Regions from separate parts of the Homo sapiens genome. Here region 2 is linked to region 1. A link is a loop called in an ENCODE intact Hi-C map of the cell type or tissue named here. Cell type or tissue: thyroid gland. All regions are shown on one strand. Links, peaks and the distances in the headings refer to the core of each region. The heading gives the core; the rest is flanking DNA. Region 1 overlaps FGD3 (FYVE, RhoGEF and PH domain containing 3). Region 2 overlaps FGD3 (FYVE, RhoGEF and PH domain containing 3).

Evidence for each region. A loop is a pair of places that touch in the nucleus more often than their neighbours do. Peaks named below come from ENCODE experiments on the same cell type or tissue, not always from the same donor. Only the 100,000 strongest peaks of a DNase experiment are listed, where the experiment ranks them.
Region 2: a loop joins it to region 1, with 3 times the contacts of the local background. A loop is called at or near these places in 14 of 110 quality-filtered maps.

What each region holds. Positions count from the first base shown.
Region 1 is chr9:92,998,398-93,013,449 of GRCh38, reverse strand. FGD3 (FYVE, RhoGEF and PH domain containing 3) reads right to left here. Exons shown (of 18, transcript NM_001083536.2): 4 at 10,436-10,525; 5 at 9,313-9,449; 6 at 7,270-7,426; 7 at 3,066-3,204; 8 at 2,178-2,236. It overlaps LOC101927954 (a long non-coding RNA gene), which reads left to right. Exons shown (of 3, transcript NR_121565.1): 2 at 1-259; 3 at 3,013-5,335. Among named protein-coding and RNA genes, the nearest start is that of SUSD3, 53 kb to the left of the region's middle. RefSeq lists a silencer at 9,389-9,683. In thyroid gland, for the core only: a CTCF peak has its summit at 9,548 (motif pointing left); DNase peaks (open chromatin) are centred at 8,519, 9,199, 9,489 and 9,939; H3K4me3 peaks cover 585 bases; H3K27ac peaks cover 3,056 bases.
Region 2 is chr9:92,951,454-92,966,505 of GRCh38, reverse strand. All of the region lies in intron 1 of FGD3 (FYVE, RhoGEF and PH domain containing 3), which reads right to left. Among named protein-coding and RNA genes, the nearest start is that of FGD3, 11 kb to the right of the region's middle. RefSeq lists enhancers at 736-1,367, 2,004-2,113, 2,394-2,513, 12,327-12,426. In thyroid gland, for the core only: a CTCF peak has its summit at 9,147 (motif pointing left); a DNase peak (open chromatin) is centred at 9,129.

The DNA of each region.
Region 1 (15,052 bases), core at 7,089-11,088:
ACTGGTGGGGTGGTCACATGGGTAACCAGCACCCAGAAGTGCGATGGGACAGCGTCAAAGCTCATGCTTCAGCTCTGAGCCAGACGCCAGTGTAGCAGAACGCAGAGGTGAGCCTGCGGCAACCTCGACAACAGCCACATGTCTGAGTCTGTACCTGCTGTGCCTTGGAAGCCCCGTCCTTGGACCTGAGTGATCTCAGCCTGTACATCCTGGAGGCGGCTGGGTTTGGCTGACCCTTCCGTCTCTGGCACCAATGCAGGTAGGTGCAAGTGGGCACAGGGTGTGGGGGGCACCAGAGGAGCCAGCAGCAGAGAGCTTAGAGGAGCAGACTAGGGTAGGGGTGAGGGTCTTTTGAGAACTGGGGGAATGGGCAGGTACCTGGTATATACACAGGGGAGCTGGGTGTGCACCTGCCCACTACTGGGGGCTGGGTGTGCAGTTGGTGTGTACCAGGGGGGCTGGGTGTGAACCTGGTATGTACTGGGGAGCTGCGTGTGCAGCTGGTGTCTAATAGTGGAGAAATGCATGCACCTGGAATGTACTGGGAGGGCTGGGCAAGCACCTGGTGTGCACTAAGAGGGCTGGGTGTGCACCTGTCATGTCCCAGGGGGCTGGGTGAGCACAGAGCCAGTCCATGAAGGGACTAATGCAGCTTTAGTGAGTGAATGAATGACAATAACACTGAGCATTGACACTTCCTGCACCAGGCAGGTCCTGTTCTGAGCATTCTATGTAGATTGATTCTTCCCCCCCCCACACCCCGCCACCGCCCACACCTGGTGGCTCACAGGTGTGAGCCACCACACCTGGCTAATTTTTGTATTTTTAGTAGAGACAGGGTTTCACCATGTTGGCCATGCTGGTCTTGAACTCCTGACCTCAAGTAATTCGCCCACCTCGGCCTTCCAAAGTGCTGGGATTACAGCCATGAGCCACCACGCCTGGCCTTGCTGAGGCTTTTGAACACAAAGTTGCCATGGGCTCAGGCCATTTAGGGCTGAGTTCCATGGTAACACATGGCTGACACTTTCCGGGGCAGGCCGGGGACCACTTTGTGGGGCAGGACTTGGGGCTGACCCTGGACATGTTGCAGCTCTCACTCTCCTTAGTGTTTTAGGAGTCATGAAACAGCTGTTCTCTGAGAGGTGTGTGAGTTTTGGGTGAAAAGACTTGGATTTGTATAATTAAATGAAACTGCCTAGGGAAAGTACCTGGAACATAATGGATACTTAGAAAACAAAGGAAATTCCTTTTTTTCCCCCTGGTTTTTGTTATACATTTTTTTTTTTTTTTTTTGAGACAGAGTCTTGCTCTGTTGCCCAGGCTGGAGTGCAGTGGCGCGATCTCGGCTCACTGCAAGCTCCGCCTCCCAGGTTCATGCCATTCTCCTGCCTCAGCCTCCTGAGTAGCTGGGACTACAGTCGCCTGCCACCATGCCCAATTTTTTGTATTTTTAGTAGAGATGGGGTTTCACCATATTAGCCAGGATGGTCTCCATCTCCTGACCTCATGATCCACCCGCCTCGGCCTCCCAAATTGCTGGGATTACAGGCGTGAGCCACCGCGCCTGGCCTAGAGTGATTCTTTTTTTTTTGAGACGGAGTCTCACTCTGTTGCACAGGCTGGAGTGCAGTGGCACGATCTCGGCTCACTGCAACCTCTGCCTCCTAGGTTCAAGCGATTCTTCTGCCTCAGCCTCCCAAGTAACTGGGACTACAGGCATACACCACTACGCCCAGCTAATTTTTGTATTTTTAGTAGAGACGGGGTTTCACCATATTGGCCAGGCTGGTCTCCAACTCCTGACCTCATGATCCGCCCGCCTCGGCCTCCCAAAGTGCTGGGATTATAGGAATGAGCAACCGCGCCCGGCCCATAGAGTGATTCTTTTACTCTCCACAGATGCCCAGTGAGACAGGCTCTGTCGGGGCTCCCATTTTATAGATGGGGAAACTAAGGCATAGAGTGCTAAATAACTCACCAAGGACACAGGTCTATTATAGCAAGGGGCGGGGCTGTCCAGCTGACCCCCCTGGGGATGGGGGTGGAAGGAGGTATAAAAGAGTCACTTGTGGAGCCCCCCAAAGGATAGCGGCAAAGGGGCTGGCCCACAAGGGCCCCTGGCCCTCACTCTTGCTGCACCACCCTGCCGGTCGCCACTGGAGCCCCACACTCACCACTTTCCGAATGGCAGCATTGGAGTGGTTGGCGGCTGTGGAGATGAGCTCCAAGGACCCTGCAGGAAGAAGACTGTGTTCAGCCTGGGGCCACGGTGGCTCCGTTTTTGCTTGCCTGAGGGGCTCCAGGGCAGCTGCCTCCAGAGAGAGGATCTGTCTCTGCCCTCAGCCTTTCCCAGGGTGCCTGGGCTACTCTAGAGGACTGGCCCAGAGGAAGGGGGTGACCCTGCCTCTGACCCTGCAGACACATCCCTTCTGGGGCCAATACCAGGCAGGGGGCTCCCACGATTCTGCACAGACGCCTGTCCGGGCTGCCTGCCAGCCACACCAGTTGCTGCCCTTGGACCAGGAGCAGCCCCCACCAGCCCTATGAGGCCCATTCCTGGGGCCTAAGCTCTGAACAGGGCCAGCATTTAGTAGCACCTTCCCCAGACCAATGTCCACCCGCATACTTCAAGCAGGGGAGATTTTTCTCTGCCCTCAAAGATGCTAAGTCCCTTCCTGGGCTGCTAGGGGGCTCACTTGTTCTCTCTCTTTCTCTCTCTCTCCCCCTCCTTCCTCTGTCTCTGTGTGTCTCTCTCTCCTCCCCTCTGTCTGTTTCTCCATCCCTCTCTCTCCCCCTCCTTCCTCTGTCTCTGTGTGTCTCTCTCTCCTCCCCTCTGTTTCTCCCTCCCTCTCCCTCTCTTTCCCTGACATCTCCCTATCTCTCTCCCTGTCTCCATCTCTCTCCCTCCCCTGCCTCTGTCTCTGTCTCTTTCCCTCTGGTCTCTCTGTTTCTCTCTCCCCTACCCCCATGACCCCACGACTCTCTCTCTCCCTCTCTCCCCACCCCCAGAGTTCTTGGCAGGTGCCCCTGCACCCTCCTGGGAGCCCTTGGCCCCAGCTCACTCTCCGCATCCTTCCGGTCTGGGGCGTCCTGCGGGAGCCTCTTCAGATAGTCCTTGAGCAGCAGCTCGTACCGGGGGACCCTCTGCACGGGCTCCAGCATGTGGTGCTGCAGCGTCAGGTTCCCGCATACCTCCTGCTTCTGTGGGGACAGAGGGAGCATTGGGCACTCCAAGGACACGTGTGTGGATGCCAGCCCCACCGGCTTCTGGCCACCACAGCCCCAGGAAGCTGCCCGGAACTGGCTGCCCAGAACTGACTGTCCTTCAAGACATGGCTGACACAGACCACACTTTACAACGAGGGAAACTGAGGCTCAGAGAGACTGACCAATGGAGCAAGAACTGGAACCCCAGGCAGGCTGGCCCTTGGCCCAGAGCTGGCTCTCTTATACGCATCCTCGGTGGAGAAAATAAATGCCTGGACAGGACTGTCTCCTCCTGTCAAGAGTGGCTTTTCCCCACTCTCACCCACCCGTGGGCCTAAGCAGGGCTCCTTCGACCCCTCTGCTGAGAAATCAGGCAGAGCTTCGCCCAACCATCCCCACTGGGTATCGGGCCAGGGCTTGTCCTTATGCCTAGAAGCAGCTCGGGGAGTCCTTCTGCAGATCGCTCTCGATATAAACGCACCAGTATTCCAATCAGGTGCTGAGACCCTCGCGCTCCACGTGTACCCAGCTCTGCTCACCGGCTCCCTGTGCCTCCCCTCGCACCCTGCAGCACCTCCTTGCTGCCATGTCTCCATCTGGCATCTGAACCCCAGACACGTGTGCTGAATGCTGCCCACCTGTCGCCTCTGTGCTCCCCAATCGGGTCCTCCTGCCCAGGCCACTTTGCCTCTGCCTCCCCTGATGATGCCCACTGGGCAGCCTGTGAGGGCCTGCTGACTTTGTCGTCCTGTCCACCAGCTTCCCCACCCACCTGCCAGCAACTCAAGGGCCTCAACCACCCTCACCTGGCTCAGGGCCCAGAACAGAACGGCTTCCAGCTCAGATGAGCTCAAAAATGCCTGGGATACAACAGGGTGAGAGAAACCCAAGTCGACAATCTTCATAAAAACAACTGTTTCTGTCAAGATATTCACATAATCTCCAAGTATCTCCCTACAAGAAACTTTTTTTTTTTTGAGACGGAGTCTCGCTCTGTTGCCTGGGCTGGAGTGCAATGGCGCGATCTCGGCTCACTGCAACCTCCGCCTCCCAGGTTCAAGCAATTCTCCTGCCTCAGCCTCCTAAGTAACTGGGATTACAGGTGCACACCACCACACCTGGCTAATTTTTGTATTTTTAGTAGAGATGGGGTTTCACTATATTGGTCAGGCTGGTCTCGAACTCCTGACCTTGTGATCTGCCTACCTCGGTCTCCCAAAGTGCTAGGATTACAAGCGTGAGCCATCGCGCCTGGCCAAAACTTTTTTTTTTTTTTTGATGGAGTCTTGCTCTGTTGCCCAGCCTGGAGTGTAGTGGAGTGATCTTGGCTCACTACAGCCTCCGCCTCCCCGGCTCAAGCAATTCTGTCTCAGCCTCCCAAGTAGCTGGGATTACAGGTATGAGTGTGCCACCACACCCAGCTAATTTTTGTATTTTTAGTAGAGATAGGGTTTCACTATGTTGCCCAGACTGGTCTCGCACTTCTGACCTCAGGTGATCCGCCCACCTGGGCCTCCCAAAGTGCTGGGATTAGAGGCGTGAGCTACCACAAGCGGCCAAGAAACTTAATAGGGGAAAAAACCCAACTTCACCTGAAGAGTCCTGACAGACACGCCCTTTATCAAGTGAATATCCCCAGGAATGGGATGCAGAGACTGCGTCACCGGGCAGGACGCAGGGAGAAGAGCACAGCCTCACTCCAGGAAAAGGCACAGCCTCAATCAAACTGTGGACAAACAGCAGAAAAACCCAAGCAGGCAGTCTACAAGTAACTAGGCTGCACCCCTCAAAAAGACAAGGACAGAGGCCTGTTCCAGACCCAAGAGGACAAATACAATAATGAGCGCAATGTGTGGCCCTGGGTTGGGTTATGGATCAGAAAACAAGAATGTTATTGGGACAATCGGTGACATCTGAGTGTGGGCTGCGGAGTAGATAGCACCAGGACATCAGTGTAAAATCCCCGATTTTGATCACTGTGCTGGGAGTACGCAAGAGAATATCCTTGTTCACATGTTTAGTGATAAAGGGTTACGGTGTCTGCAACTTAGTTTCAAAACGCTCAAAAGTCATCATCATCTGTATGAGTTTAGAGGGAATAATAAAGTAAGCCAGACAAAATGTTAATAATGCATAACAATGTCATTTTTGCAACTTTCCTGTAAAGGTTTAAAGTTATTTCAAAATAAAAGTTTAACGTTTAAAATATCCTTTGATTAAAGGAAGGAAACCTGCAAAAGGCCATGGGCAACTTGACTGTCATGCGATCCTGTTTTTTCCACACCAGGTCTTCTCAGCCTGGGCACTATGGACCTTCGGGTTGGAGAATTCTCTGCGGTGGGCCATGCTGTCTGCTGCAACGTGTTTTGCAGCATCCCCAGACCCCACCCACCAGATGCTGGGTGCACCCAATGTGTGAAGATATGGCCTGGGATCCCCGGGGGGCAAAGTCACCTTCAGGGAATGGCTGGATGGTACTGAGTCCAGGCGGAGAGCCCTCCCCACAGCCTGCCTGGCCCTGTGCCCAATCTGCCTAGGATGAGGGGATGCACAGACCAGTGGCTAGCCTGCAACCGGGGCTGTGTCTGCCTCGAGTGTCCCCAGGCAGATGTCATCCAGGACATGGCAGGCGCGATCTCAGCTCACTGCAACCTCTGCCTCTCGGTTCAAGCAATTCTCCTGAATCAGCCTTCAGAGTAACTGGGACTATAGGCATGTCACGCCCAGCTAATTTTTGTATTTTTAGTAGAGATGGGGTTATATAGTCTTGGGTAGTGGGAAATGCATTTGAAAATAAGCTTTACATTTTAAGAAGTGGTGAATGGAGTTACTTAAAAATAAAAAATTCTGGGCCAGGCGCGGTGGCTCACGCCTGTAATCCTAGCACTTTGGGAGGCCGAGGTGGGTGGATCACAAGGTCAGGAAATCGAGACATCCTGGCTAACATGGTGAAACCCCGTCTCTACTAAAAAATATAAAAAATTAGCCGGGCGTGGTGGCGGGCGCCTGTAGTCCCAGCTACTCAGGAGGCTGAGGCAGGAGAATGGCGTGAACCTGGGAGGCGGAGCTTACAGTGAACTGAGATCGCGCCACTGCACTCCAGCCTGGGCTACAGAGTGAGACTCTGTTTCAAAAAAAATTAAAAAATAAATGAATAAAAATAAAAAATAAAAAATTCTGTATGGCAAACACCACCATAAAGTTAAAAGATCAGGCGGGGCGCGGTGGCTCACGCCTGTAATCCCAGCACTTTGAGAGGCCAAGGAGGGCGGATCATGAGGTCAGGAGATCGAGACCATCCTGGCTAACACAGTGAAACCCCATCTCTCCTAAAAATACAAAAAAATTAGCTGGGCGTGGTGGTGGGCGCCTGTATTCCCAGCTACTCGGGAGGCTGAGGCAGGAGAATGGTGTAAACCCTGGAGGCAGAGGTTGCAGTGAGCCGAGATCGTGCCACTACACTCCAGCCTGGGCAACAGAGTGAGACTCTGTCTCAAAAAAAAAAATAAAATAAAAAAATAAAAGATCAATGGGGGAAAATAATCTGTGACATGCATGACAGAAAGAAGTTGATGTTCTTAGCATATAAAAGCCTTGTGAATCAAGAAGAAAGAGACCAGCCCTATAGGAGACAAGAGAAGCCAGGGCTGTGAGGAGGCTCTTAGCAGAAAGCGAAAAACAAAAAAGCAATGTAACATTTAAACAAAAATGCCTGCACTAGATATCGAGGGACACTGTGCAATCAGAGACTGTCCTTTGAATTCAGGTTCCATCAGATAATAGCTCGTGATGCTGTAGCTTGCACAGCCTCTTGAGCCACGATTTTCCGATGGGAATGCTGATTCATCTCTGGGAGTTATTGTAAGGCTCAAAGCATCAACAGAACATCTGGGCACATCCCATAATTTTCCTAATTTTCTCTATGTTCCAAAATTTTAGTAATGTCATGTTACTTTTTGGAGTAAAATATACATATATACATATGTTTTTAAAAAATAAAACACCAGGCTCTGTGCATCTTGAGAACATCTGTGTCCACACTCCCACTGCCGGCCTTACCTGGATGCTGTGGACGACGTCTTTAAACAGTGGGGAGCGCTGGGTCCACGTGCTCACCAGCCCTACGGCTCGGTCAAAGTTCTTGACATACTCGCCGTACATCTTCAGGAATGGGGCCAGCTTCTGCAGGATGTCCCCGAGCCGTGGGTTTGTGTCCCTTCGTGGAGAAATGAATCATCAGAGAAATAGCTGGGTGCAATGGGGACTCTGAGGTTAGTGGACATGAACTCCACCAGGGGGGTGTGGGGTGGAGGCCAGCTCTGTGTGATGGTGAGCAAATTGGTCACCCTCTCTGAGCCTTAGCTTCCTCCCCTATGTCATGTAGAGTAGAAAATAGTAACTGGGCAATTAAATGAAAGATGCCTGTAAAACAGTTAAAAGTCCAAGCTGCAAGCTTAGAACCAGTGACCCAGACACAGGAGATAGCAGTAGTAGCAGAATCGCTTGAATGATGAACCACAGTTATCAAAGAGAACCAACAAAATACCATTATGCTCCTTTTAAATGGGCAAAGATTAGAAACAATGGTTCTATCCAATGCTGGTGAAGTCCTGGGGAAAGTAGCTCTTTGTAGTACTGATAATGAAAAAAGCTGCTTTGGACAGAGATTTGCAAATAATTTTCAAGAAACAGAAAAATATACTAATCGTCTTTGACCTTAGGACTGTTTCAAAAAGAAAGAAAAAAGCCACAGGCACAAAGCCATCACTAAGGCATGACTGTGAACTGCACTTATACATTTAATTTAAAGGTCCAGGCTGGGTGTGGTGGCTCATGCCTGTAATCCAGCACTTGGGAGGCTGAGATGGGCAGATCACAAGGTCAGGAGATCGAGACCATCCTGGCCAACACGGTGAAACCCCGTCTCTACTTAAAAAAAAATACAAATAATTAGCCGGGTGTGGTGGCGGGCGCCTGCAGTCCCAGCTACTTGGGAGGCTGAGGCAGGGGAATGGTGTGAACCCAGGAGGCAGAGCTTGCAGTGAGCTGAGATCACGCCACTGCACTCCAGCCTGGGCAACAGAGTGAGACTCTGTTTAAAAAAAAAAAATGTCCAAAGGGCAGGGTGGCTAAGTCATTGGACCCCTGTGCTGTTATAAAAGTTGCAGAGGAGGTCACACATGCACTCATGAGTTAGCAGTCTCCAGGGCCTTGCAGGAGAAAACCTGTCTCTACCAAGCATGGATTTTTGTCAGCCAGAAGGCTGCATCCAGTCCTGACTGCCTCGGGGACACAATGTAAACCTGTTCGGCAGCTGGACCATGTCCTTGTACAGATTTATAAATTGACATAGCCCCTCCCTGAGCAACAGGTGAAGGGACTCCCCCTGGCCTCCCATTCCAGTCAAGCCTCTGTGGTCTCCTGGGTTGCAGCTTGGAGAACGGGCTGGTGGGACACAGAAGGGCCAGGCTCCTGATGCAGAGGGAAGCCGGGCCTGCGAAGGGCACAGGCAGTAGAGACCCTAAGTCAAACAGCAGCGGCACCCAGAATGAGGGGAAACGCAACACGCAACGTGGGGAACTGATGAGTCTGGGGGCCAGCCTGGGATGTTTCATGAATTGTGACTTGCACTGAGCTGTCCCTCTGCTAATGAACAGAAGCAGCAGTGGGACAGAGGGACAGGCCACAGGGACAGCAGGAGGAGGATCTGAGGTCCACTGTTGAGAGGGAAAAACAGCATTTTTAAAACAAAGGTGGAGTATAAGCTAGGAGGGAAAAGAAAACCAACTAGCACTATCCACTGTGTGGTGTTTCCAGATGTCAAACCTCATTTTAGTTTCAGAGCCCCAAGTGGGGCGTTAAAAGCCCTTCATTCCGCATCATCTGCTTTCTCAGGAACTAAGCCTTGGAGACCGTAAGTGGCTGGTCAAGGTCACCAACCAGGAAGGGGTGGAGTCTGGATCGGACCCAGGACCGTGCAGAGAAGGGAGGCGCCCAGCCACCATGAGACAGTCCCCCAGCACTTGCCTCGCTCTCAGGCACATGAACCCTGGTCTAGAGAACACTTGAGGGGCCCCATGGGCATGCGCAGATGGTACTCACCACTCCTCCGTGATCCGCGTCTTCAGCTCCGGCAGCAGGAACTGCCCGTGGAAGCGGTGGATGGAGGAGATGTTAGAGAATATGCCCATGATGACTTCTGGAGGGATCCCCGCATCCGTCAGCCTGGTGCAGAAAACCTGAGCATAGAGAAGCCCACGTGTGGCCAGTGAGCCTCTTCCACTGAGCACAGTTGCCGCCCCGCTTCGGCCACAGGTGAGGGCGCTCGGGAGGGGCCGCTGCTGCCACCTTGTGTTTTCTTAATGAATTTCAGAATTATTGTCCTCCCTTTTCATCCAACTGGTTCAGACAACCTCATGGTCTTAATGCAAGCTCACTTATGACTTACGAATGTGGGTGAGGCAGGGACAGTCGCCTGAGGACAGGGAATGACATCTTTCCTCAGCCACCTCTCATGCGAAATGGAAGGTTCAGACTTCCTTTTCTTTCTCGTGAGATAAAAACAGCAGCAGCACTGTCTGTCAAAACCCCAGCTTCCATGGGTGCTTTATTTCCTGTGCTCATAAACCCCACGTTGTCATGTGGATAGAGATGAGTGGCAAACCCTGTCCCAAGTACTTATGCAGAAAAACATCCAGAAGCCATTTACATGCTCAGATCATGCAGCTGCCAAGAAGAAATGTCCCACAGGTGACTTGGCAAAGCCTTCTCCTCAGAGCTACAAGCACTGAAAACAAAAAATAAGTTTCTAGGACGGGCGTGGTGGCTCACGCCTGTAATCCCAGGACTTTGGGAGGCCGAGGCTGGTGGATCACCTGAGGTCAGGAGTTCAAGACCAGCCTGACAAATATGGTGAAACCCCGTCTCTACTATAAATACAAAAATTAGCTGGGCGTGGTGGCATGTGCCTGTAGTCCCAGCTACTCGGGAGGCTGAGACAGGAGAATTGCTTGAACTGGAGAGGCGGAGGTTGCAGTGAGCCAAGATCGCGCCACTGCACTCCAGCTTGGGTGACAGAGTGAGACTTTGTCTCAAAAAAAAAAAAAAGTTTGTAGACCAGACTTAAATTTGTCTGAGTTTTAGTATTTAAGTCATTCACACTGCACCTATAATGCCCAGCCAATGCTAAGAGATACTGAAACTGCCCCCAAGCCATGTGGGCTACCTGGTCCAGCAGGTGCAGCCGCTTCACATAGGTCTCCTCGGTGTGCAGGAGCTCCTGGGCAATGTGGAGAAGCTTCTGGGGGCCAGAGTGCTGCGGAGAGAAGAGATGCAGCTCACCTGGGGAAGATGAGCCTTGGGGAATCGGCACCTAACGGGCTGCCACTGTGTGCAGGAGAACCAGGGGCCACAGGGGTGGCAGGAGGCCACTGGGGCAAGAGAAGGGGCAGGAGGGGCCACTGTGATGGCGATGTGGTGCTCAGTTCTCATAGATGGGCCTTTGACTACAGAGCAGTTGCAGCGACCACGTCAAAATATATTGCACAGTGATGTCAGCAAGATGATGGACTAAACAGCTCTCGGCCCTCCTTCTGCTCAGAGACATAAGGTTAACAACAATATATGGGCCAGAGCACCTGTGTGAGAATTCCAGAGACCAGCCGAGAAGCTACAGCACCCAAGCCATTATAAAGCCAAGAAAAGATTTCAGTAAAAGGTGTAGGGAAATTGGTGATGTTTGGCAAGCTTGTCTTAGTCCATTTTACCTGCTCTACATGCGTACCACCATGTCCAGCTAGTTTTTTTCTATTTTCGTTTTGTAGAGATGAGGTTTTGCCATGTTGCCCAGGCTGGTCTTGAACTCCTGGACTCAACCTATCTGCCCGCCTCAGCCTCCCAAAATGCTGGGATTACAGGTGTGAGCCACCGTGCCTGGCCTCCTCCTGTTTTTGACATTGGGCAGGCTAACAAACCTCTGTAAGTTTCAGTGACCCCAAATGCAAAGCAGCAGCGTCACCACCTAGTACCTACATCACAGGGATGTTATGAGGATGGAGTGGAACAACACATATGAAACACTTCATGCAGGACAGGGCACAGAGTATGAGCTAATTAAAGCTGGAAATCATCACTATGGAAGTTTTCACTGAAAATGCCTGAGACTGGGTAATTTCTAAACAAAAGAAGTTTATTTCTCACACTTCTGAGGGTTGATCTCTGCTTCCAAGATGGTGGCCTGAACACTATCCCCTCACATAGTGGAAGCAGTAGAAGAGAAAAAGGGAGATGAAGGCTGTGTCTTCACATGGTGGAAGAGCAGAGAGCAAACCCATGAACTTTCTCTTTTATAAAGGCCCTAATGCTATTCATGATGGCTCTGACTTCATTACTTAATCACCTCCTGAAGGCCCTATTGTGGCAGGCCAATTCTCCCTGACAATCACATAGACAGGCCTGCATGACAGTCACACAGACAGATTTCCACAGCATGGCCTTAACATGGAGCAAGTAGTTAAACCTAGGGAAATCAGTGCCCAGACATCAAAGCTAGAAATAAAACACAGTCAGTAGGAGCCTTGCATAATCTTCTCCCTAACCTGGAGCAAGTCAAAATAATGGAAGCAGTCTTATATTCCTAGTGCCAGGACCCATCTTGGGTCAACGGAATCTGAGACAAGTCAAGGTAACAGAGGCAGCTATTTGAATAGATTCATTGGAGAGTCTAAGGCAGCTCTCCAGACCAAGCTGTAAAGAAGATAAGATAGAAATAATCACTCCAGTACCACAGTAGACAGGCCTTGAAGGTACTGGGGCTCTTTTAATCAGACTTAGCAAGCATTTTTTGCTTCTGACCTTCTAGATGAAACAAAATTAGCTACAAAGAAACAGAAAAATGTAGCCCAATCAAAGGAACAAAATAAAAAACTTCAAAACTGATCTTAAGGAAACACAGATCTATGAGCTGCTTGAGAAAAAACATCGAAATAGTTGTCATAAAGATGCTCAATGAGATAAAAGAGAACAGATAGATGACTTTAAAAAAAAATCAGGAAATGATGCATGAACAAAGTGAGAATATCAACAAAGAGATAGAAACTATTAAAAAGGACAAACCAGACATTCTGGAGCTGAAATACACTTTAATTGAACCGACAAATTTTTAAGAGGGGTTTGACAGCAGACTTGATCAGGCAGAAGAAAAACTGGGCAAACCTGAAGAGAGGTCATTTGAAATCATAGAGTCAGATAAGAAAAAAAAAAGAAAGAAGAGCAAGGAGAGCCTAAGGGATGTATGGGCCACTATCAAGTAGATCAATATATGCACTTGTAAGTTCCAAAAGAGAAGAGAGAGAAAGGGGCAAAGAGTTTATTTACAGAAATAATGGCTGAACATTTCCCAAATTTGAGGAAAGCAATGGACTTAAAAATTCAAGAATCTCAAAGACCTCCAACTGGGGTAAATCAACAGAGAACCATACCAAGACATATTATAATTATATAACTGTCTAAAGTCAAATACAAAGAAAATCTTGAAAGCAGCGAGAGAAAAATAATTTGTCTCATGTAAGGGGTCTTCCATAAGATTATGAGAGGATCTGTCAGTGGTAACTTTGCAGACCAGAAGGCAGAGGGAGGATACATTCAAAGTGCTGAAAGAAAAAAAAACTGTCAACAAAGAATATTGTATTTGATAAAACTGTTATTCAAAAATGGAGAAATAAACACTTTTCCAGTTAAACAAAAACTGAGGGAGTTCTTTGCCATTAAATGTGCTCTAAAATAAAAAAGATTAAGGAGTACTTTATGTTAAAACAAAAGGATAGTAAAAAGCAACACAAAACCACAGGATAATATAAAGTTCTTCAGTGAAGGTGAACACATGGATAAATACAATAATTTGTACTATTATCCTTTTGGTGCATAGAATTCAAATCACAAAAACATTTAAACATTTAAATCTATATGAATAAATAAAGATGAATTCATGACATCAATCAGAGCAGGGAGAGGGAGGTGGAATTGTAAAAGAGTAGAGTTTTTGCATGTGATTGAAGTTGTTATTAGTTTAAAATAGAATGCTATAACTTTAAAATGTTTTATGTAATTGCAATGGTAACCACAAATAAAATATCTATAGATAAAAAAGGAAATGAGAAAGAAATAAAAGCATATCACTACAAAAAAAAATCAATTAAACACAAAGAAAGATAGTAAGAGAGTAAAGGAGGGACACAAAAAACCTATAAGACATCCAGAAAACAACCAAATGGCAGTAGTAGGTCCTTTCCTATCAGTAACTACTTTAAATGTAAATGGATTAAACTTCCCAATCAAAAGACATATTGGCAGCCAGGCGTGGTGGCTCACACCTGTAATCCCAGCACTTTGAGAGGACAAGGCAGGGAGATCATGAAGTCAGGAGTTTGAAACGAGCCTGACCAACATGGTAAAACCCCATCTCAACTAAAAATACAAAAATTAGCTGGGCGTGATAGTAGGCACCTGTAATCCCAGCTACTCAGGAGGCTGAGGCAGGAGAATCGCTTGAACCCGGGAGGCGGAGGTTACAGCGAGCTGAGATTGTGCCACTGCACTCCAGCCTGGGAAACAGACCAAGACTCTGTCTTTAAAAAAAAAAAAAAAAAAAAAGGTTCCAAGATGGCTGAATAGGAAAAGCTCCAGTCTGCAGCTCCCAGCATAAGCGACGCATTAGACGGATGATTTCTGCATTTCCGATTGAGGTACCAGGTTGATCTCACTGGGGCTTGTCAGACAGTGGGTGCAGCCCATGGAGCAGGGTGGGGCATTGCCACACCCGGGAAGCACAAGGGGTTGGGGAATTCCCTTTCCTAGCAAAGGGAAGCCGTGACAGACGGTACCTGGAAAATCGAGACACTCCCACCCTAATACTGTGCTTTTCCAATGGCCTTAGCAAACGGCACACCAGGAGATTATATCCCTCGCCTGGCTCAGAGGGTCCCACGCCCACGGAGCCTTGCTCACTGCTTGCACAGCAGTCTGAGATTGAACTGCAAGGCAGCAGCGAGGCTGGGGGAGGGGCGTCCACCATTGCTGAGGCTTGAGTAGGTAAACAAAGCCGCCGGGAAACTCGAACTGAGTGGAGCCCACCACAGCTCAAGGAAGCCTGCCTGCCTCTGTAGACTCCACCTCTGGGGGTAGGGCATAGCTGAACAAAAGGCAGCAGAAACTTCTGCAGAGTTAAACGTCCCTGTCTGACAGCTTTGAAGAGAGTAGTGCTTCTCCCAGCACAGAGTTTGAGATCTGAGAATGGACAGACTGCCTCCTCAAGTGGGTCCCTGACCCCCGAGTAGCCTAACTGGGAGACACTTCCCAGTAGGGGCCGACTGACACCCCATACAGCCGGGTGCCCCTCTGAGACAAAGCTTCCAGAAGAAGGATCAGACAGCAACATTTGCTGTTCTGCAATATTTGCTGTTCTGCAGCCTCCACTTGTGATACCCAGGCAAACAGGGAGTGGACCTCCAGCAAACTCCAACAGACCTGCAGCTGAGGGTCCTGACTGTTAGACAGAAAACTAACAAACAGAAAGGACATCCACACCAAAATCCCATCTGTATGTCACCATCATCAACGACCAAAGGTAGATAAAACCACAAAGATGGGGAGAAACCAGAGCAGAAAAGCTGAAAATTCTAAAAATCAGAGCACCTCTTCTCCTCCAAAGGAACACAGCTCCTTGCCAGCAACGGAACAAAGCTGGAAGGAGAATGACTTTGGTGAGTTGACGAAAGTAAGCTTCAGATGATTGGTAATAACAAACTTCTCCAAGCTAAAGGAGGATGTTTGAACCCATCGCAAA
Region 2 (15,052 bases), core at 7,479-11,478, 47 kb after region 1:
GAGCAGGGGGTCCTGGAGGGCTGAGATTATTGTTAGGGGTTCAATACTTGCTTTTGGGAAAATGCAGCAACCATTTGCCTGTGGGTTACTTTCCTGAGACCAGGGACACTCACCGGCAGGCAGCAAGCTCAGAAGGAGGGAGTGGGGAAGCTCACGTGTGGGGACGGAGGCACCACGGGCACAGGTTCGTGTCACTAGGCAGCAGGCAGCTTGTCCCCAGACCCAGATGTGGCTGCCCCCATTTCACACAGGGCCTGCCCTGCACTGTCCTTGCAGCTAGCCAGATGAAACCGTGGCAGGCTCATGTCCCTGTCTCCCTCCTCAGACAATGGGCCCCTTGTCACCTACAAGGACCCACAATATCTGCAGAGAAGAAGGCAGGACACGGGGAGAAATGTAAGGGATGAATGAAGGTCCTCATATCCTGTTTCCTTCCCGACCGGCTCAGCCCCGACAGCTGACGGTCGTCCCGCCTAGGGACAGGCAGGCACCACAGTGCCCGGCTCTGCTCTTCCTCCTGTCCTTGTTCATTGTTTTCGGCACATGCTTGCCTCCGAGCCTCCTTGTTCCACAAGCCCAGTCTCATCCTTGTCTAGGTTTCACACCTGCCCAGCACTGCCCTTACTGAGGGGCCTCAGTTTCCTTATCTGTAAACCAGGCTCCTGATAGACCTATCGGGGCAGGTGGGGAGGATGCTTTGGGAGCTCCCAGCACATGCACCAGTGACTCCCAGGTCACTCTTCTAGCCCAGGGACTAACCTGGGAGTCCTCAAGGGGCACAGGCCAGGAAGGTCAGGCCCATCCTCGGACAGTGGTGAGGCTTCTCAGGAAAAGGTCATTTCAGCTCTAACCTCTGTACAACACGGCTGCAGGCCTCTGTGTGCAGGGCACTCGGCCTCGTGTCATTCCAAGGGGTCTTGCACACTGCATGGTGCTGGTTTTTGTGTAGACGTGGACCTCCGCCCCCTGAGGAGTGGAACCGGGGCCTCCTCTGGCCTCCTGTAACAGCCCAGCTGGGGACAAACCACTTCCTCCCTTTCACACCCAGCTGGTCAGCCCCACCCGGCTCTGGGGCCACTGAGCAAGTTGTGAAGATTTGTACTGGGGCTCAGTCAGACACTTTGCAGGCTGGGGGGCCCAGGGCAAGTCAGCTGTGTGCCTTGGTTTCCTCCCCTGCAAGAATGGCTGACCAGCATCCGCCCTGGGTGTTGGCAAGCACCGATCTGAATGGCAGTGGCACCTGCTAAGCACGTCCAGCCCCGAACTACAGTGAGCCTGGCACGACTCAGTCACCACTTTACAGATGAGTGTGGCCATGCTGTGTGACCCGAACATGCCTCTGCCCCTCGGGCCCCCTCTGCACAGTGGGCACAATCACGGTGGCATCGGGTTGTGCCGCCACTGCCGCTGGGACCCTGCCATCAGTCCATGCACCTCTTGAGGTGGCCCCGCCACTGTCCCACACTGCCAGGCACAGCACGGGGTGCTGAGGAGGCTTTGGTGGGCGCAGCACTCCTTCCTCACAGCCCCATGCTACACAGGCCCGCATCTGCTAATATCTAACCTGCAGAGTGCAGAGGAAGCTTCTGGAGACACACTGTGTGGGAAAGCCTAGCCCCCAGGACACGTCTGGGACCACCCTCCTCTGTTCAGGCAGAGGAAGGCTCGCGCTACCCCCCGCCCCCCAGGCCTGGGTGACATGAGAGGGGCTGGCCGTGGTCTCGATGCCCTGGCTGGTGCGCTGCCAGCCGATGGAAAAAGGCTCCCTGCATCTGGTCAGCCTCGGACCCAGGCCCCTGCCAGCCTTCGATGGGGACACGGGCAGGCACCGTTCATCTTGTGAGAGCCTAAGCCACCCCCAGACGATAGGCAACACTGTCCCAGCACTCAGCAGTTTACAAAGGCTTTTCACACTTGCCATTCGAGGCCCACAATAACTCTGAATTTTTACACATCATGCTACAGGAACCCAGAGAAAGACAACAGAACAAAAACAAGACACCATTCCGTGCCACCACAGCCACTTCCTGCCTTGAAAACATCCGTCTCCCTCAAATGGCTCCTGCCCTGAATGTTCCTACCACCCCAAAGTTCCACAAAAGCAGTTAGGATCTCAGGGCTCGGCCAACACCTCAGGACCAAGCCCACTCACCTGTCTTCTGAAGGCGAGCGAGTTTCTCCTCTGGGCTGAACTTCGTGCAATAGCGAAACACAACTTCCTTTTTTCTAATTTTCGCAATATGGGTCACAACATGATGGTGCATTTGCATTTCCGCATCATTACGCTGGGTGAGAGGAGCTTGGCTTGCTGATTCTAGAAGGTGCAACTTGCAGGGTGGCGGGGGCAATGGCAAACAAACATGCAATCCACAGCTCTCCACTGATCAGGTGCTAGGCTCACAGCTGCGGCGGCCGTGCTGGTTTAAAGGTTAACAGGGCTGCTCACAGAGGACCCACAACCACCATCCTCCTGCTTCTGCTGGGTGGACTTTTGTGAGTAGATCTGCTGTGTAGATCTTCAGGGAGGAGGGGCCCAGCAGGGAATGAGGGGGCCGGCCCTAGACCAGACAAGCCCAGAGTGAGCCCAGAAACACACCATCAGAGGCTTCCTCAGACCCTCTTGGTTGGGAACAATGAAATGGCCACAAGTTAGAAGGTGAAGAGGCCCCCTGCAAACAGATATTTCAAGATGCTTCCTGGGAGACCTGACCCACGAGGGCTGCTCCAGCAGGCCCAGCACCTGCCCCGCTGAGCAGCCCCACCAGGAGGGCACCCTCATTGTTTTAGGGAGAGAATCAATAAATAATAACACCAGGTCCTGAAGGGCTTAGAGTGCAAAGTCTGACTCAATTTTAATAATGCTTGTTAATCCAGGCTTATATTCATTTTTTTTAAAGCAATTTCTCACCTGGGCATGGTGGCTCATGCCTGAAATCCCAGCACTTTGGGAGGCCAAGGAGGGAGGATCACTTGAGGTCAGGAGTTTGAGACCAGTCTGGCCAACTTGGTGAAACCCTGTCTCTACTAAAAATACAAAAATCAGCTGGGCATTGTGACGCATGCTTGTAATCCCAGCTACTAAGGAGGCTGAGGTGGGAGGACCGCTCGAACCCCAGAGGTGGAGGTTGCAGTGAACTGAGATTGCGCCACTGCACTCCAGCCTGGGGGACAGAAAGAGACTGTCTCAATAAAAATAAAATAATAAATAAATAAATAAAAGCAATTTCTCTGGGCCTCAGTTTCCCTGTGCCAGGTGCTGCCGCAGGTGCCCTGTGAATGGTTACTCATTGGGCCCCTTCATGCCCCTGTGAAGTATGGTTATCCCCGTCTGACAACAGGGAAACTGAGGCTCAGGACACAGTGGTGTGCCCCTCCCTCCCAAAAGCTAAAGGCTGAGGTGATGTGGAGTTTGTCCCTAAGTTCCCTGCCTGTGTGAGGATGCAGAGCTACACCCAGCCGTGACAAGGATGGGGTGGACAGTGTCACCTGAGCTCGGACGCATGGGTGCTGTGGCCTCAGCCATATTGCTGAACTTAATCTTTTCTTTTCTTTTTTTTTTTTTTTTTGAGACGGAGCCTCACTCTGTTGCCCAGGCTGGAGTGCAGTGGCGCAAAGTCAGCTCACTTCAACCTCCACCTTCTGGTTTCAAAGATTCTCCTGCCTCATCCTTCCAAGTAGCTGGGATTATAGGTGCCCACCACAATGCCCAGCTAATTTTTTGTATTTTTAATAGAGACTGGGTTTCACCATGTTAGCCAGGCTGGTCTCAACTCCTGACCTCAGGTGATCTGTCTGCCTCGGCCTCCTAAAGTGCTGGGATTACAGGCATGAGCCACCATGCCCGGACACTGATGAACTTCTTGAAGACTCCATTCTTCCTCCATGAAATGGAGAAAATGTGGGATGCATGTGGTGGAGTTTTTGTGAGAAATGAGGGCTTTGCCTATGGTAGGTACTCAAGGGATCCCAGCCACCAACATCTGAATCACCGTTGCTGTGCTGTCAATGCCGGGGCCCTGGAGTCTTGGCTCCTGCCCCCTGAGGAGGCAGCCCTGGACCATCCAGATGCTTCCAGCCCAGGCCAGGAAGGACAGCAGTGCCTGCCACCACCACCTGGTTCAGCCTTCTCCTCTACAGAGGTCCCCTGTGCCAGAAGGCCAGCAGTGGGGTCCCATTAGGACCAGGGACACAAACCCAGGTACACTAGGAATACACAACTGTCGTCCTAAGAGGGTCATGATAAATTCTGGCAGCACAGCAGCAGGCTGGCTGTGGTGACCTGAAAGGTGAGGGGTTGTGGTAGGTAAGGAACAAAAAGAGGATGGGGAGGGGTTTGTGGCTTGAAAGTAGAACTGAGGCCAAGTGTCCTGTCGTCCCTGGTTGGGGTGAGTGGGAGGAAGTGGTGCCTCCACCTGGGAGTGACATCATTCAAAAAGAAACATGTTTTTGGCAGCCTGCCCCCCAATGGCCCAGTGATCATCAAATGCTGGTTATCTGCCTCTCCCACTGTGAATAGAGCTGACCTGTGGACACTACTGTACAATAGGACATTACAGAAATGATGAAGGTGACTTCCAAGGCCAGGCCATACATAACACTGCAGCTTTTGCCTTTCCTTGCTGAATCACTCACTGTGGGGGAGCTGGCTGCCATGTTATGAGGATGCTCAAGCAGCCCTGCAGAGAGGCCCATGCGGAGAGGAACTAAGGCCCCAGGCCAACAGCCAGCAACAACTTGTGATGTGTGAATGAGTCACCTTGAAAATGATCCTCAGTTTCAGTCAGGCCTTCAGATGACACTGCAGCCCCAGCCACCATCTGTAGCCTCATGAGAGGTCCCCAAGCCATAGCCAAGCCACACCCCAATACTGACCCATCAAAACTAAAGAGTTAAGTGTTTCCTATTGTTTTAAAGTGATGTAGTATTTTCATCATGAAAAAGGGCAAGGGTGACCTGAAGTTGGGGAATGGTGGGATCAGCCCACAGTGGAGAAGCAACCACCAGGAAGTATCAACACATATTCCAATTTCTCTGACCAATTATTTCACTCATGTTCCAATGGCTCAAATGAGTCCTCTACCCCGGAGGACTCCTGGTGACCATGGAGGGCTCCTGGGGACCACAGTGACAATCCATTGGTGCTATTCAATCTCAAAGCCCTTGAATAACTTTGTGGAGTCAGAGGCTCTGCAGAGAAGGCCCTGTGCCTCCAGTGTCCCTTAGCCTGTCCCTCAAGGGTGCTGCTCATCCTCCCCCAGGTGGCTCACTTCATGAGGGGTGGGTGCCTCTGATGAGAAAGGGGGTTTCCCCAGGACTCCTGCTTTGTCCCAGGGACCCCCAGTCCTGTCTTCCAGGAAAGCTGGCCATGGCCAGGGAGAGGAGCTCTGAAGTCCAGGACCCAGAGGGGCCTGTGTGGGACCACAGAGGCCAGGATGGAGAGAGCCTATGGGCAGAGAACTGTCAGCCAGGGGGAGTGCCCGCCCACCAGGAGAGAGGCCCAGGGGGAGCACCCCACTAGGAGAGAGGCCTGGAAGAGCACCCACTCACCAGGAGAGAGCCCCAGGGGGAGCACCCAATCACCAGGAGAGAGGCCTGGGTGGAGGGCCCACCCACCAGGAGAGAGGCCCGGGGGGATCACCCACTGGGAGAGAGGCCAAGGGGGAACACCCACTTACCAGGAGGGAAGCCCAGGGGCTCTACCCTGTTCAGCAGCCCCTGGCCTAATTTCTCTCAGCTGGCCTAGGGGCTCTTCCCTGGTGGATGAGTGCTCTCCCTGGGCCTCTGTCCTGGTGGGTGAGTGCTCCCCATCTGACTACAAGGAACAGAGCCCCCACAACTCTCCCATTGCCAGCACTGCACTATGACTAAGCCTGGGACTGTTACGGCACCCAGCTGGCCCTGGCTGTTACACCCCATTCCTTCCCAGGGTTGCTACCAGTTTATCCGCTGTGGGGGAAAGTGTCCATCTGACGTCTAGTAGTGACACCTGGGGTGCATTTTTTCAGGGAAGCCATCTTACCCATGGTTATTCTGCAGCCTTTGAATGGAAGGTTTAAGGAGGAAGGCAGCTCATATTTACCAAGCACACAGCATAAGGCAAACTCTGCTCTGGGCTGGTTTATGGGTGACATGAGGACGTGGGGATAGGAGGGGTCCTCATGGGGGAATGAGGACATGGGGATGGGGGACTTGGGGACACGAGGGATATGGAGACATGCAGACATGCAGACATGACAACAGGACGTAGAGGACATGAGGATATGGGCATTTTGGGACATGAGAGCATGGGAAGTGGAGGTCATGGAGACATGGGGATGTGAGGATAAGTGGACATGGGAACCTGAAGACATAGGGACATGAAGACATGAAGACACAGGGACATGACATGAGAAAATGGGGAAAGAGGACATGGAAACATGAAGAATATGGAGATATGGGGCATGAGGACATGGAGACATGGGGATATGGAGACATGGGAACACAGGGACTCGGGGACGTGAGGGATACGGGGACATGAAGAATATGGAGATGTGGAGGTTATGGGGACATGAGGAATGAGAACACGCAGACATGAGGAATGTGGAGCCACATGGACATAGAGAAATGAGGGCATGGGGGTACAGGGGACGTGGGGACGTGTGGTCTTGGAAACATGGGGGCATGGGGACACAAGGACATGGGACATGCAGACATAAGGGACACTCGCTTCAGCCATCGACCTTCCAAAACACCCACACAAATGAGCAAGGACATTTTATACAGTCTTATTAGGGCTGATTTTTTTTTTTTTTTTTTTTTTGAGACTGAGTTTCCCTCTGTTGCCCAGGCTGAAATGCACTGGACCGATCATGACTCACTGTAGCCTCGACCTCCTGTGCTCGAGGGATCCTCCCATCTCAGCCTCCTGAGTATCTGGGACCACAGGTGTGTGGCACTATGCCTGGCTAAGTTTTTATTATTTGCAGAGACGGACTCTGGCTATGTTTCCCAGGCTGACCTTGAACTCCCAGGCTCAAGCGATCCTTCTACCTCAGCCCTGCAAAGTGCTGGGATTTACAGGCATGAGCCACCCACCGAGCCTTGCCCAATGTCAGAGATGTGCTGAAGGTCCAACAACAGAGAACTAGTTCAACCAATTACCCTATTTCAAGACTTACTATAGTAATTATATTTTATTAACTAAAATAATTTTATTATAGTAATTATTTTCATTAATAAAATAATTACTATAATACAATAAATTTTGACTGGGCGCAGTGGTTCACGCATATAATCCCAGCACTTTGGGAGGCCAAGGTGGGCGGATTGCCTGAGGTCAGGAGTTCACGACCAGCCTGGGCAGCACGGTGAAACCCCGTCTCCACTAAAAATACAAAAAATTAGCCAGGCATGGCGGCAGGCACCTGTAGTCCCAGCTACTGGAGAGGCTAAGGCAGGAGAATTGCTTGAACCTGGGAGGTGGAGGTTGCAGTGAGCCAAGATCATGCCACTGCACTCCAGCCTGGGCGACAGAGCGAGACTCCATTTCAAAACTAAATAAATAATAAAATAAAATAAATTTCAAAAGCAAGACAATGTGGTATTGACATAAGGATAAATCAATGGAAATCAATGAACTAATAGATTTTCATTCATTTGTTCAATTGATTTTCAATGAAGGTGCCAGTACATATCAATAGGGAAAGATACGTCCTTTCAACAAATAGTAATGGAACATTTAGATAGCCGTACCAAAATACAAACCTTGACTGCTTACTCACACTATACACAGAAAATAGCTAGAAATGAATCCAAACCTTAATTGTGAATGCTAAAACTGTAAAGCTTCTAAAAACACATAGGTGAAAATATTCATGAATTTGTGGTTGGTAATGATTTCTTAGAGTATAAAAGGCACTAAGCCACACACAAAAAAAACTTTATAAACAACTTCTTCAACCTGAAAATATGTTTCATCAACATAGAAAACTTCTGCTTATCAAAAGGCACCATTAGGAACGTGAAAAGGCCAGCCACATATAGACTCCAAGTGATAATGATGTGTCAGTGCAGGTTCATCAATTGTAACAAATGTCTCCTCTGGGGAGGATGTTGATAAAGAGAGTGTCTCTGAATATGTGGGGTCAGGGAATATATGGGAAATCTCTGTACTTTTCTCTCAATTTTCCTGTGAATGTAAAACTGCTATAAAAAAATTAAGTCTTTAAGGCCGGGCAAGGTGGCTCATGCCTGTAATCTCAGCACTTTGGAAGGCCAAGGAGGGTGGGTCACCTGAAGTCAGGAGTTGGAGACCAGCCTGGCCAATATAGAGAAACCCTGTCTCTACTAAAAATACAAAAATTACCTGGGCATGGTGGTGCGCACCTGTAATCCCAGCTACTCGGGAGACTGAGACAGGAGAATCACTTGAACCTGGGAGGTGGAGGTTGCAGTGAGCCGAGATCATGCCACTGCACTCCAGCCTGGGTGGCAGAATGAGACCCTGTCTCAAAAAAAAAAAAAATTAAATATTTTTTAAAAATTTCAAAGGCGGCCGGGTGCAGTGGCCTGTATTCCCACTACTTTGGGAGGCTGAGGTGGGCAGATCACCTGAGGTCGGGAGTTCAAGACCAGGCTGGCCTACATAGTGAAACTTCATCTCTACAAAAATACAAAAATTAGCTGGGCATAGTGGTGCACGCCTGTACTCCCAACTACTCTGGAGGCTGAGGCAGGAGAATCACTTGAACCTGGGAAGTGGAGGCTGCAGTGAGCAGAGATCATGCTACTGCTGCACTCCAGCCTGGGCAACAGAGCGAGACTCTGTCTCAAAAAAAAAAAAAAAAAAAGAAAAGAAAATTTCAAAGACAAATCACAGATTGGGAGAAAACATTTGCAATACATATATCTGATAAAAGATTTGTGTCCAGAATACAAAAAGATTCCTACAAATCAATGAAAAAAAAAGACAAACGATTCCATTTTTAAAATGAGAAAAAAAAACTGGAACATATACTTGACTTAAGTTACCTAAATAGACAATAAGTATATGAGCTGGTGGGCAACACTGCCTGCCATCAGGGAAACTAAAAACCACACTGAGGAATGATTACAGCCCCATCTGAACCGCTACAGTGAAAAAGACTGACAATGCCACCTGCTGGCAAGGATGTGGAGCAAACGTAACTCTCAGTGTGAAACTCTCATGCTGGTGGAAGCAGAAAATTGTACAACCACTTTGGAAAACTGTTTGGCATTTTCTCACAAAGTTAAATATACACCTTCTCTATGACCCAGCAATTGCACTTCTAGGTATCTACCCAAGAGGAAAGAAAACATCTGTCCACACAAAGACCTGTACACAAATGTGCAGAACAGCTGTATTCATAACTCAAAGCTGGAAACAATTTCAAGTGTCTGACAACTGGAGAATGCGTAATAAGCAAAGTGTGGTGCAGCCATAATATGGATGGAACAGGATCCAGCAATAAAAAGGAGTAAGCCACTGATATAACAATGATGTAGAGCTGGGTATGGTGGCATGTGCCTGTAGTCCCAACTACTCAGAGGCTGAGGCAGGAGACTGCTTGAGCCCCGGAGGTCAAGGTTGCAGTGAGCTATCATTGCACCACTGCACTCCAGACTGGGAGACAGAGCAAGGCTCTGTCTTCAAAAAAAAAAAAAAAAAGAAAGAAAGCAATTATATGGATGGATCTCAAAGCCAGACACAAAAGACTGTTAGATGAAGTTCAAAGACAGGCAGAACTAGTTTCTGAAGTCAGAACAGAGGTGCCCTGTGGTACTCTGGAAGGCAGTGTCTTAGTTTATCCTGGTTATTATAACAAAGTCCCACTGGCTAGGTGGCTGAAAAGTCAAAAATTTACTTTCTCACATTCCAGGAGGCTGGAACTCTGAGATCAAGGTGTTGGCAGGGTTGGTTTCTCCTGAGGCCTCTCTCCCTGGCTTGTAGGCAGCCATCATATCCTTGTGTCCTCACGTGGTTGTCCCTCTGTGAGTCCTCAGCTCTTCTTTTTGGACACCAGTCATGACAGATCAGCACCCACTCTCAGCACCTCATTTTAACTTTGTTACCTCTTTAAAGGCCCTGTCTCCAACACAGTTACATTCGGAGGTACTGGGGATTAGGGCTTCAACATGTATTTTGCAGGGACATAGTCAGGCCCATAATAGTCCCCCAAAGTGAGAACAAGGCAAGGATGCCTGCTGTCACCACTCTTATTCAACACAGTGGAGAAGGTTCTAGCCAGTGCAATAAAACAAGAACAGAAACGAAAATGCATGCTGAGCAGAAAGGAAGAAATAAAATTGTCCATGTTTGCAAATGACATGACTGTCTACAAAGAAAATGCCAAGAAGCGAAAACAAACAAACAAACAAACAAACAAAACTCCCAGAACTAGTATGTGAATTTAGCAAGGTCAGGGATACAAAATCAAGTCACAAAAATCACTTTAATTTGTATATACTGGCAATGAACATGCAGACATGGAAATGAAAACTATGTTGTCATTTACACATTAACTGTGGTACATCCATGCCACACAACAGCACTCAGCAATAACAAGGAAACACTATTGACACACACAGCAGCCTAGATGTGTGATGATTCCCCTGCATGAATTCCCTTAGAGGAATCCCAAGGGATTATGCTGGTGGAAGAAAGATAATTTCAAAAGATTACATGCTATATGACTCCGTTTATATAACATTCTCAAAATGACAAAATTGTAGAAACAGAGAACAGATTGGCTGCTGTCAGGGGCAGGCAGGGAGCAGGTGGACATCAAAGGGCCACAGGAGGCTCCCTGTGCTGGTGCTGCTCTGTGTCTTGACTGTACCAGTGTCAAGGTCCGAGCTATGATATGGTCCTATATCGTTTTGCAAGCTGTTACCACTGGGAAATCCCGGGTAAAGGCCCACAGTATCTCTGCATTATCTCTTATGTGTCTATACAGTCATTTCAAAATAAAAAGTTTAATTAAACAACTAGCTAGTGGCATCCCTTGGCTCTATTTATTTTTATTTTTATTTTTGAGAGGGAGTTTTGCTCTCTTTGCCCAGGCTGCCTCAGCCTCCCGGGTAGCTGGGATTACAGGCATGCACCACCATGCCTGGCTAATTTTGTATTTTTTTAGTAGAGATGGGGTTTCTCCATGTTGGTCAGGCTGGTCTCGAACTCCTGACCTCAGGTGATCCGCCCACCTCAGCCTCCCAAAGTGCTGGGATTACAGGTGTGAGCCACCGTGCCTGGCCATCCCTTGCCTCTTAAGAGAAGCAGTGAGCCTACAAGTGACTCACAGTAAAGCTGGAATCCTCAGCGTCATCTCAGAGTTGGCCCGGCTGGAACCTGGCCCTTGCAGCCTCCCAGCCTCATTCCTGGCCTCTACAATGATTGGGAGCACCTCTCCCTACCCTCACGGGCCTTGCCTCTCACGTCTGTTCCCTCTGCTCCTTGGCCACCTGACCACACCAGCTTTAGAGCTTCCCTCTGGGTGCAGCTGGCTCTCGGACACATAGACACCATATCGCCATCACTCTCCAGGCAGACCGTGAGTTCCATGAATGCAGGCAACGATGCTCCAAGCATCCTCTAATTTCTCCTTTTCCAGAAGACAAAGCTGTGGTTCAGAGAGGTGGAGGAAATGTCAAGGCCACGATACTCAGAGCCTAGCAAGATGCAGCTGAGGTGGCTGGTCTCTAGGACACAGCCCAAGGTGCAGGACAAAGGGGAACCAGGAGGCCAGGGCTCAGGGGAGTAAAGAGCTTGGAAGTAAGAGTCCCATTCAATGACCAGGACACTGAGGTTCAGAGAGGCCAAAGTGCGGTCACTCAGTCAGTCAACAACCATTTGCTGAGCGGCTCCTAGGACACAAGAATCCTTGGGAGATGGCCCCTGAGGAAGGAGCAGCTCTGGCCTGCAGAGACCCTCATGGCTGCCACTTCCTGTGCAAGGTGACCCCGGCCCCTGCCCTTCTGCTCACTTATTAGGGTCACAGCCAGTCACTTGGGCCACACGGGCACAGGACTCAGAGCCCGGCTGCTTCTCCAATCACCTGCCTGCTTTTGGGAACCGAGAACCACAGCTCTTGGATCCTTCCCAGAACCCTTGAGACCCAAGGATTGGACAAAGTGCCCATGTTGAGTTACTCTCATTCTTCTGACAAGACAGGGGAAAGCCACAAAAATACCACACTAGCTAGGGCAGGAAGTGGGTGGGACCAGAGTAGTCATTCCTGTGTGGCTTTGGATGGGGTCCAAGGGTGGTGCACCTTTGTCAGCGTTCAGGCTCCAAGACAAATCCTACTCAACATGTGACCTAACAATAGACAAGACCCAAGGAAATGAAAGCTCCTGGCAGAGAGGCTGTGTGAAACCCTGAGAGTGACCGTCTCTGGGTGGTGAGCTTCCGGGAATTTTCATTTGCTTCTTGATGCTTCTCAGTAACATATAAATTTCTACGTAGAACATTATATTTGCATTTGGGAGGAAAGCCAACCTGTTTAAAAATACAAGAATCGAAGTTGTTCATTGGAGATTCCCAGCCGGGAACTATTGCCCAGTGAAAGCCAGCTGTCTCCATGTCTGTTTACATATGGAAAATTTAATTTCTACTTAGCTGTCCTAAATCTCTCTAATGAAAGATGTGGTTGAGAAACCAAAAAAAGAAGGGATACTGAGTGTAATTCTGCTTTCTGAAAACACATTTTTTGCAAAACATTTTCTAGGTTACTTTAAATTGAAATTACATTTGGTCCAAAGGCAGACAATATTTCCTAAACCTTGGCACTGCCCTTAACTTTACCTGCCTTCCTCCCAGGCAGGCAGCTGGGAGAGTGGACAAGCCCAGATCTGGAACTGTGAGGCCCGTGTGCAGGTGACATTGTGTGAGCCCCTTCACCCCAACATGGGGAAAATATCCCTGGACACCAAGTTCCTGGGGGCTCCCTGGGAAAATGTGTGTAAAATGCTACAGTGTGAGCAGCGAGAAGCTGGCTAGTCATCACTCACTATACCTCATTTCTTAAAAGTTGCTTTAAAAATATGTGATGCTTTAGTCATCTTGGCCAAAGTGGAGAGGCAAGCCCAGCTTCAAACTCTTAGACCAAGTGGCATTTTGAGAGCTTTCCACTCAGGAGACGTAATTACAGAGCGGCTCTGGCAGTTGGCTATGATAACATTAGAGCCTGAAGTGGAAGCGATTGTTTCTTATCCTTAACAAAGAGCCCTGATGTGTCTATACTTACACAAAAGTGCTGCATCTGGTGCATTTTTTTTTTACCCTGTAGGAAAAAATTATCAATGTGTAAATAGAGAATGATATACATTAAAAAATAAGGCAATAAAGGGGTGGCCACGCCCCCACTCAATCAGGCCCTGAATAAAGGATAATTCCAGCATTGTTATGCGGCAGCTGCACAGCGTCAACCAGAAACACTCATATGCCCAGGGAGGTGCGGGTCCTTTCCTATGCACTCCATGTCCAATCCAGACATCACATTCTGCCAAGTGGTATTCTCACAATCACTTGGATCCACCGTTTACTATTCAATCCTTAGTCTAAGCTCCTGATCAACCAGAGGCTATTCAGAATGCAACAACACATGTTTATTTAGGTTTCCTTTAAGGGCAGATGCTGAGCTGGAGGACCTCGGGGGAAGAAGTAATCAGAAAGCTTAGAACTGGAGGCACCTAAGGGTGATCACAGCAGCACTATTCTAAAGAAGAAAAAAGGGAAAGAATGAAGGAAGGAGGAAAAAAGGGAAGGAAAGAGAAAAGGAAGGAAGGAGAGAAAGAAGGAAAGAGAGAAAGAAGGGAGGGAGTGAGGAAGGAAGAGAAGGAGAAAGAGGGGGAAGGAGGGAGAGATTTGAGCCACACTTGCTCAACCTTCATAATGTTAAGGAGGGCCTTAGGATTGGAGGGTAGAGGATGGGATGGGGGGGCCTTCAGCTTTAAAACAGTTTGATTTTCGGGCCGGGCGCGGTGGCTCACACCTGTAATCCCAGCACTTTGGAAGGGCGAGGCAGGCGGATCACGAGGTCAGGAGATCAAGACCATCCTGGCTAACACGGTGAAACCCCGTCTCTACTAAAAAATACAAAAAATTAGCCGGGCGTGGTGGCGGGTGCCTGTAGTCCCAGCTACTTGGGAGGTTGAGGCAGGAGAATGGGGTGAAGCCAGGAAGCGGAGCTTGCAGTGAGCCGAGATCGTGCCACTGCACTCCAGCCCGGGCGACAGAGCAAGACTCTATCTCCAAAAAAAAAAAAAAAAAAAATTGACTTTCAACAATGATATGTGTATATATCCTTTGCATACTTGAAAATAAACAGAGATGTGCTCTGGTCACCCCCTGCATTGACTCACATGAGTTGGAAACCAGGGATATTAAGAAGCCCTTGGGGAGTCAAGTGTGGTCTCTAATGGATGAATTAGGGCCACGAATTATTCCTTATGCAGCATAGTTTGTTTTGCAGACAAAATATTTTGGAACTTGTTTAAAAGCAAGATCAGGGAGAGGGTCAAAAAACCAGATGCCCCTTTTGCCACTGAAGATCTTAGACCCTCAGATTTTGTCTGCCCTGGAGCTGGGGGACAGAGGCATCCTCTCTGCAGCCGTAAAGTCAGGGTCTTCTGACTGAGATCCCCCCAAGCCTACTTTACACCTATTTTGCATGGTCAAAGACCAGCAGTTTTATTCATTCAGTTTACCACCTCCGCAGCTACATGAATCCTTCAGGCACCAGTGTTTCAAGGACCAAGAACATGAGTGTGCTCAGACACAACCCTACATCTGGCAAAATCTACACAACTTTCATTAATTAATTAATTTTTTTGAGACAGGGTCTCGCTCTGTCACCCAGGCTAGAGTGCAGTGGCACAATCACAGCTCACTGCAGCCTCAACCTCTGGGTTCAAGCAATCCTCCCACCTCAGTCTCCCGAGTAGCTGGGACTACAGGCGCATGCCACCACACCTGGCTTATTTGTGTATTTTTTGCAGACAAGGATTTCACAATGTTGCCCAGCCTGGTCTTGAACTCCTGGACTCAAGCCAT